2 separate regions of the Homo sapiens genome follow, and region 1 is linked to region 2. Evidence: chromatin contacts called from ENCODE Hi-C data. All regions are on one chromosome and are shown on one strand. The core of a region is the stretch at or near the end of the contact, and the rest is flanking DNA. Distances in the headings are between cores, read along the strand shown.

Region 1 (4,796 bases), core at 1,199-3,698, 130 kb before region 2:
TCTTGCTCTGTTGCCCAGGCTGGAGTGCAGTGGTGCGATCTCGGCTCACTGCAACCTCCACCTTCTGGATTCAAGTGATTCTCCTGCCTCAGCCTCCTGAGTAGCTGGGACTACAAGTGCATGCCACCATACCTGGCTAATTCTTTGTGGTTTTATTAGAGATGGGGTTTCACCATGTTAGCCAGGATGGTCTCGATCTCCTGACCTCGTGATCTGCCTGCCTCGGCCTCCCAAAGTGCTGGGATTATAGATGTGAGCCACTGCGCCCGGCCGCAAATAATATTTCTTAATTTCAGTTGCATTTATTTTTAAATAGGAAATACATTCACCTGGTTCAGAATTTCAGAGGTTACAGAGCTGTACGTAGGAAGAAGTTTTGTTTTCTCCCAATTCCGCAAGCCATCTGATTAGCCCCCTTGAAGGTAGCTCAAGTTACTAGTTTCTTTTATTTCCTTCCATAAATATTTGATATGCATAGGAGAAAGATATATATATATATATGTATTTATGTATGTATGTATGTATGTATATGTATGTGAGAATGAATGGATAAATAAGCATTCCTCTTTCATACAGTTACTTGCTTACCATACCTGCTGTTCTATACCTTGCTTAATTTCACTTAACACTATGTCTTGGAATTCATTCCATGTTAGTACATAAAATGCTGCTTTTTTCTTTCTTGTGGTTTTGTGGTATCTATTGTATAGCTGTATTATAATTTTTTTTTAACTAGGTCCTTACTGATGGACATTTATGTTGTTGCCAGTCTTTTCATTACAATGACTAATGTTGTTTTCTTAGTTTTCACTTTTCAATTCATTTCCTAATTTAGTCTGAGCCTACATATTAGTGCCAAGAACTGAGGTATTTATTGTGTTCTGACACATCTGAGGTATTTGCATATAGACATCTGGGTACATATGCACACTGCTGAACTGTCTAATAATAGTCTCTTTCCCCAGGACACTCTCCTAAGGTAAAACCTATATATTGGAATTCTTATGCTGTACATATATGCTGGATCACAACTCTTACTGTCAGACTAGAGAGTTTCAACTTTTAACCTGTGATTTCAGTTATTGTGACATATCCTATGTTTCAATTAGAAGAGACAAACTTTATTTGGTGAGATTCAAATAGCGTTCATGAAAACGGTATCTTTTAATAAAGTGAGGTTAAAAAAATGGGAACCACCTAAGATCTTAGAGTGAGAGGAGTAGAGATTATGAAAGCAGTTTTACTTTTTGATTTTAGGGTCTTTCTATATAATTTCAGCCTGTATCAGATAATTCCGTTTAGGACACAGCTGGTACATTTAATGATCACAAACTCTGAAGGTAGTAACTGGATGCAATAATCACACAACAAAGTCATTGAGTAGGTTTGTTGACTTATGTCAGATTACTCTAAATCTTGATGATATTGCCTGGAGCACAAAAAAGGAATATTGTCACAGCAAGCAATGGAGGTTTTGATACTCGATCACTGGAGTATTCTTTTCCCCTAAATTTTGCGCTCGTTGTATCATAACTGCTGGTTTCTTAGCCTACTCTGATGTTGTGCAGAAAATTGTACAATACTTAAAAACGTGATATCTAGGAAAGAAAATTAGTAGAAAAAAGCCATTAGAACTGATATATATTAGCATTGGTTTGGTGGTTACTTATTAAAGATAAAAATGGAGAATATTTCATATTTCTTGATAGAAAAAAAGTAAGTTGCCATTCATGCAAGTAAATCATATTAATTTAGGTTTTTGGCATTTTTTTTGTTTTCTGAGAGAAACATGAAGAGTTCTGCTTATTTATTTTTTATCTTGAGAATGGGAACACATTAACAAGTACAAGCGACAATAAAACTTACTCCATAACTACATTATGAACTATATTAACTTACTCTACAACTCGATAACCAACATTATGGTTGGTTAAATAAAGAGAGTGAAAAAGACAGAGAGGGAACGTGAGAAAGAAACAATCTTTTTGTTTCCCAAAGCTGTAAGAAGCAATGATAAGACATTGAGTGTGTACGTGTGTGCATGTTGGGGTATTTTAGTATTGTGTTTATTTTTGTTGGGAGTGAGCAGAAAATGAAGCCTTCAGTAAAGAAATTAATAAATCTTATTAGAACTTGTTGTAAATATTTTTTAAATTCCTAAAGTTGGAACACTAAGGCATTATTTAAACTTTATCTCTGTTTTTTAAAATCTGAGAAACCCATTAACTTTTACCCTAGAAAATGGAAAGTGTCATATCTCATTTTACAGAGGAAGTTAACAGGTTTATTGTCTTGTTGTAACATCCTAATCCTGTGACATTTTGAAATAGTGCTTTTGGTAGTGCCTTGTTTTTGAAACTATAGACCTCTGGGGCACTATGGACATTTTGTACTAGATAATTCCTTGTCACTGGGGGCTGTTCTGTACATTGTAGGATATTTAGCAGCATCTCTGACTTCTACCCACTAGATGCCAGTAGCAGCACTCCCTTGGGGGACAAAATTGTCCCCAGTTCAGAACAACTGCTGTGGACATACATGGTGGTCCTACACAACTGGAGTTTAAATATGGATCCTGAACAGCTTTCATCAGTCTGATGCACTTCCCCAATATTTGTAATCATGAGGAGCAGAGCAAAACAAAGGCATAAATGTTGGGGTAATATTTTGTTTTCCAAAGACCACTGCTCAATTTGGGGGAAATTTTTGAAGAAACAGCAAAGGTAACCCTTGGAGTCTGGATTGGTTGGTTGGTTGATTGATTCATTCATTCAACAAAAATATATTGAACCCCTGCTATATATATGCCTGCCTCAATACTGATGACTTGTACGCTGCTGTGTGTGTCTTATGGCAGTATGTTAAAAAAAATCCGTGGATAATAAGTCTGATGGTAGACCAGTTAAGAAGCTGCTAGCTATAACATTGGTGAGAAATGATGGTTGCCTGGGTTTTGGTAGTGACAGTGGAATTATAAGAAATTTTATACAGAGATATTTAGAAGGTAAAACATTAGGATTTGGTGATTAACTGGAGAAAGGAAGGCGTCAAGAATAATTTCCAGGCTTTCATTAAGATGAGGACTAGAGTAGGAAAAACTGTCCTTTCTTTTGGAATAGGAGCAGATAATTGACTTCAGCTTTTGACATTTCCAATTGGAGCTGCCTTTGAGACATCCACAAGGAAGAGTTAGACAGTGAACTTGGGAAATAAATGGATTGTGTCTGTTTTGTTCCTTATTGTACCTCCTGTTCTTTAGACAGTGTCTGCATTTCTAGAGACACAGAGAGATTTAGGCTGGATGTATAGATTGGGTGTTCTTCAGGGTATATAGCTAGTTTAATTGAAATCAAGGAAGTAGATAACATTATCCAAGGAGAATGCATAGAGAAGAGGGCCTAGTATAGCAACCTTATGAGCAGCTTTTTCAAGGGACTGAAGAGAGGAGGGACTGGAGAAGTATGAGGAAAATCAGGAGTGTATAGTTAAGGAAGCCAAAGGAAGAGAGAGTTTGAAAAAGAAGGGAGTGTTTTATGGTTCTGAATTCAGCTAAGAGTTCAAGTAAAATACAAAAAGATTGTTTAAATTAAAAAAGCCATTGGATTTTGTAACTAAAAAGCATCAGTGGCCTTTTAGAAGCCTTTTTGGTAGTCTGGTAGTTTCAGGAGTTCAGTAAATTTGGTTAAAGAGTTAAGTGGGAGGTGATTGGATAGGATCATGGGAGGTGGGAGGTCATACTTTCATGCATTCTGGCTACAAAGAAGAGACTGAAGATGGTATGTGAAGGTGGTATTGAAATGGGAAAAGTTCCCTTGTCCCCCTTGCAGGGCGTGCCACAGTGGGGAGTGGCTCGCTTCTTCAGTGTCCTGCTGCTCAAACCTCTAGGGGAGGCTAGATGGGCAGGCTGTAGGGCTCTGACCCCATGGCAGCGTCTAGGGGTGAATGTTTACAGCTGAAGCCCCAGTGGGCGTGTGTCACAGAGTGCTCTTTTAGTTTTGCCGTCTGTAGGCGGCTTCTGTTAGCTCAGTTAGACTCCCTTCCTTATCTCAAGGACAGAGGGCTTTCTGTATCCTGGAGTTCTTGCCTTGGTGTAATGGAATAATTGAATCACTCGTGGGCTTGGAGAATGAGCGCAAGGTTTTGAGTGGAGGTAGCTCTCAGCAGATGGGGGAAGCCAGAAGGGGAATGGAGTGGGAAGTTTTTCCCCTGGAGTTGGGCCGCCCAGAGGCCGGGGCTCTCCAACGACTGCCCCAGCCAAACTCCGCGTTGTTGGCTTGCCGGTGTGCTGGTGCCTATTAGTGCGTTCCTCTCGCTGTCCAGCTGCCCGTGTGTTCCTCGGCTCGTGTGCTCCTCTCAACGTCCAGCCACCATGTGTCCGCCTGCTAGGGTCTCGGGGTTTTTATAGGCACAGGATGGGGGGCGTGATGGGCCAGGGCTGTATTGGGAAATACAACATTTGGGCACCAAGGCAGAAGTGCCTATACTCACCTAGGCCTGTGGGCCCAGGTCTGGGGGTAGAGCCCTCGCCAGGGACCACGCGCTCCCCTTCCCATCACTTCCCTGCCCCCTTTCTGTATGGGATGCAGGGAGGGCATGTGGGCTTGAGTATATTTAAATGCTGATAAGGAGTCAAGGATAGAGGTTGATACGAGAGTGGAGAAAATGGGGCAACTTGAGATGGGATGAATCCAAAGCACAGGGAGAATTAATCTTAGGATGGATACCCTCCAAAGTCAAGGGATGTTATTGGTGATGAGAAAGGCATATTCTGTTAGGATTAATTTCTAATATTGGGG
Region 2 (4,633 bases), core at 773-3,272:
AAAGTGAAATCTTTACTGAATTGAATGGAATCTGTGGAGATCTTCGATAGTCTTCCCTTGAGGTGAAATCTTGTTTTGTTGAGTGGTTTAAGATGTTTTCTAGGGTGTAGCACTTTGCAGAAGTGCTTTCCTCTTTCATGATAGGTGACCCAGTTTGGAGATCAGGAAGATTTTGTCATCCTTCACATTGCAAGACTTGAAGACTTGCAACTCAAAATGGTATATTTTTTTCTTTTCTTCCAATAGAGAACAATTCCACTCTAGCACTCAAGTATCTAATACTTTTGGGACATGTTGAAACTGTTTCCATTTCATCTGATTTCACTCAGCAATTATTTATAGAACTCTCTGTGAGGTAGGCACCATGCTAAGTATCCTGAGGCTGACAAAGACATCCTTTCTAAGTTGAGGCAGTGACAGAGGGCACAGCAGCCATTGCTAATTGTCCTTGCTGCAGCCTTGTTGGGTGACACCTCTGGCTTCCAGGGCCTCATATTTTCACAGCTTCACTGATAACTCTCTGAGAGGAATTGTCCCTCCCACTAAGATTCCCTTCTAGAAGATGAGTTTTTCCATGAGCATTTTAAAATTTTCTTTGTTGCCTTGTTCATTTTTTTTTCCAACATTTAAAAGAGCAGAAGTGAGGGCGAAGAGAAAGGAGAATATTTAGATCTGAAAAATGCACCAGTCCACTTTTAATCTACTTTTGGGAAGATGATTGTAAGATATTCTGTACCCACTTAGGGATCTCCTGCCCTTCGGATACACATGCCTTAACTACCATCTTGCTAGAATAGAAGGTCCTGTGTTTAGGCATCAAAGAAAGGAATTGCACTGAGAAATTTTAGTGATAATTCTTTTATTGTAATCGTGATTTTCTTCCTCCTGCTAATCTTTTTAAGTGGTATTAAAGGAAGCTTCTTGCCAGGCAGTAATATTCCTCCATGAGCACACGATCTTTTTCCTTATTTGGCACTGGAATTTCATCAGGCTGTATTAGTCTGAGCGAAACATACTCTAGGAATACCTTTTTTTTTTTTTTTTGAGACAGAGTCTTACTCTGTCACCCAGGCTGGAGTGCAGTGGCGCCATCTCAGCTCACTGCAACCTCCGCCACCCGGGTTCAAGTGATTTTCCTGCCTCAGCCTCCTGAGGAGCTAGGACAACAGGCGTACGCCACCATGCCCAGCTAATTTTTGTATTTTTAGTAGAGACAGGATTTCACCATGTTGGCCAGGCTGGTCTCTAACTCCTGACCTGAGGTAATCACCTGCCTCAGCCTCCCAAAGTGCTAGGATTACAGGTGTGAGCCACCGCACCCAGCCAGGAATATCTTTAGAATAGTTCTATAGTTAGGAACGTTGAGACCAGGTAACAAGGGATTTATTCAATGGGATGACAATTTTTATACACCATGCCTGAAGCAAATAAAGGTGATCAGTATTTATATTGCAGTATTCAAATACTCTGGAGCCAAATAGATAGGACTACCTTAAAAATGTTCTTGTACATGTGGGTTTGATCTTAAAGATATTAGGGATGGTAACATACCATTCTATGTATATACATGACCAGGCCTTAGGTTACTTAAGGGTGATGGAATGACCATTGTGTGTGTCTTGTGTCTTGGTGGCCTTCAGTGAATTCTGCATGAGCTCTAGTAGTAACTGCCACTGCTGTAGTATCATGGAAAAAACACTGAACTTAAAATAGTTTTCTTACCTGTAACAAAATGGACAACAATCTCACAGAGTTTGTGTGAGAATTAAAGGAGAAAATACTTGGGAAGAAGTGCTTTGAAATCTCCATTGCACTCTGCAAAAGCAAGGAAATGCGCTTGTGATCAGTATCATGTTGACGTGGAGTGAGTTACTCCCCAGCTGTTCACGATATGGTCGCCCACAAAGAGCAAGTAGGTCACTTCACCAAACAGAATTCTGTATGTATTACAGAAACTCCCAGGCTGAGTCACCAAGTAAAATGAAGGGCAGTGTGCTCTATTTAAAATGTTCATTTCATTTTCGCATTCCATTCTTTACTAACAGAATGGTTTCACTTCATTTCCAGTCACTTTCATTTTCAGGTTGTCAAGCTTCACTTAGTGTCAGTTGTGTTCCCACACTCAAACATGTGCCTTGTCTTCCTTGATCTTCTCTCTGAGGATGTTTCTCTGACTAATGTGCTGTGGTCAGAACAAGAGCATTGCCACATGGTGCATTTCCTAGGTAGGCATGTCTAAAATCATTAAGTGGCCTAGCTCAGAACATTCTTTGTGACCCTTTCCCCTCCCCACCCAGTGCCTAGTGACTGATTTATCTGAATATAAGGCTACTTCCACTTTTAGTTCAAGGGCCTTGCTCCCTGCCTGCAAGAATCTCTCTAATCACATTGCCCTCCCTCCACCCGCTTTCCCCATTGAAACCAATGTTTGGAGAAGATAGAAGAATGAAAAGAACATCTCAGGTCCTGTTTTTGTACCACCTTCACTATTGTAGCACCTCTTTTGTGTTGCCAACTGAATATGGTATACATGGCTTTAAGGGGGAAAAAAGAAAAATAAAACATAAGAAAGTAGGAGAGCTCCTAGCTTTCTTAAATGAATTAAAGGCCTTAGGCCAGAGTGAATTATATTATAGATTGTAGACTAGATATGGTGGGGAAGGTTACTCAACAACTTGGTTGGGAAATAAATTAATATATAAAACCATCAGATATCAGAGCATAGTTGTGGAAAGTCACCTAAGGAAAGTCATTGTCTCTAGGCCAAAGACTGGCCTAGACGTAAGTAATGCACCAGTGTGTCAGAAAGGGGGTTGGTCGACATCAGAAGCACCCAGAGGCAAACACTGGTTGTGCCCTGTACCCACAGTAACTGTCCATAGAAATGTGAATGTTGGTAGTCTTCAAAGTTTCAGTGTCACTGGCAAGTCCTTCTTTGTTGGAAATTCAATTTAACATTCAAGTTCTATAGCAAATGCCTCCTATTATGATGTCTTGTGTTTACAGTTTGCCTCTGTAAGTAGAACCCTCTAAAGGGAAAAATGCTCTGGTCAGATTGTTATGGTCTGTATGACAGATACATAACTGTTGTAAATCAACACATTGGCATTCTCGTTTGCTCCACCAGTTTGTTGTGAACTTCGTCAGGGGAAGGCATCATGCCTAAGTCTATTCAACTCTGGGATACTGACAAGGTCAAATTTCTGTGCCTGCAAGGCTGGGACTGGACCCAAGCTGTACAGTTCATACAATGAAATAGTGCCATTTAGTAAAAAAGGGAGATAATATGGCACTTGGTTGGAAGTTTGGCTCTAGAATCTGATTGAACTGGGTTTGAATACTAGGTCAGCCACTTACATGCTGTATGACCTAAGACCCCGCTCTAAAAAGGATATTATCTTTACACTGACCTCAGAGGGCTGTTTTGAGAATTAAATTAGACAATCCATGTAAAATACTTGACTCAGAGCCTTACATAGAGCTGTTAGCAGCAGCAACAACAGCAGCACCAGCAGCAAGGTAAATACCACCATGTGTGTCCTTTGGGTGGTCAGCAGTTTGCTGAACAATTTGGACTGGTTTAGAACCCTCCTAACTCACTACTGGGGACTTTCCATTGGAACCACAGCACTGGGTAGTGACAGAATTTGCCAGTGTAATCACATCATTTATGAGAAATGATAGCAATAGGGTTTGGTGTCATAGTAATGGAAAATGGCACTGGACACTATCCTAATTTTGAAGAAATGGAGTGAAGAAGAAGACATGTTCCAGAATGCACAGGACATTGATCTTCAGCAAATTTTTAGAGTGGATTACTGAATGATTACGTGTGAGAAAAATGTGATTATTAGGAGTCAATATGAGCTCATTGAAAACAAAACATTCCTATTTCTAACATCCTTAAAGTCTTTCACAGTTCATCTTATTGGTTATGGAAATGTCAAGGGATAGATTTTTATTTCTGGGAGGAGTTTGGCTAAGATTTTTATGATACTCTTGTTGTCTTGTTGAGGTTAAGTAGATTCATAGCTGGTTGAACAAATGTCCACTGGCAGTTTTGACCTGATGGATGGACTAATGTCCATCTGGAGAGGGGTCCTCAGGGTAAGCCTCAGGAACCTGTCTAGTGATGCTGTTCTATCCAATTTTCTCATTAAAAATTTCTGACGAAAGCACAAATAATGTGCTTTTGCAACAAGTGAGATAGGATTTTTTAAAGATCTGTGTAGGTTGATGGGCGGATTTGCTAATAACAACCATATGTAGCATTTATTGAGTACTTACTGTGTGCCAGGCAAAATGCTAAATGTGTTGTATGACTTCTCTCATTTAATCCTCACAGTGACCCTCTGAGGTGTATACTAGTAATATTCCATTCTATAGATAGATGTAGAGGCACAGATATGCTAAGTCATTTACCCAAGTCCCACAGCCAATAAGAGGCACAGATGGCAGAGGACCATTTGTCTATCACCAAAGCCCATGCTCATAACTGTATTATGCTACTAGAACCAGTGAGTCAGAATTTTACACAGATTAATGTAAAGTCCTAAGCTAAGGTTAACAAAATAGTATGTTAAGTCTTGAAGGAGGAAGCTTAGGTTGATAGCAAGTAATAAGGAAAAGATTT

Evidence for each region. A loop is a pair of places that touch in the nucleus more often than their neighbours do. Pooled maps may share reads with other maps.
Region 1: a loop to region 2 is called in a map of GM12878, with 2.1 times the contacts of the local background. The contact joins two enhancer-like sites. A Hi-C loop is called at or near these places in 1 of 168 maps with a recorded cell type or tissue (GM12878), 10 of 37 single-sample maps with no recorded cell type and 6 of 50 pooled maps.

Annotation. Positions count from the first base shown.
Region 1 is chr14:68,081,988-68,086,783 of GRCh38, forward strand. All of the region lies in intron 7 of RAD51B (RAD51 paralog B), which reads left to right. Among named protein-coding and RNA genes, the nearest start is that of RAD51B, 260 kb to the left of the region's middle. RefSeq lists an enhancer at 4,271-4,796. Within about 2 kb of position 2,449, at least 4 of the 41 ENCODE cell types and tissues checked have a DNase peak (open chromatin) inside an H3K27ac peak, as active enhancers do.
Region 2 is chr14:68,208,934-68,213,566 of GRCh38, forward strand. The region is part of intron 7 of RAD51B (RAD51 paralog B); the gene reads left to right. Among named protein-coding and RNA genes, the nearest start is that of RAD51B, 390 kb to the left of the region's middle. RefSeq lists enhancers at 1,626-1,825, 1,996-2,275. Within about 2 kb of position 2,023, at least 16 of the 41 ENCODE cell types and tissues checked have a DNase peak (open chromatin) inside an H3K27ac peak, as active enhancers do.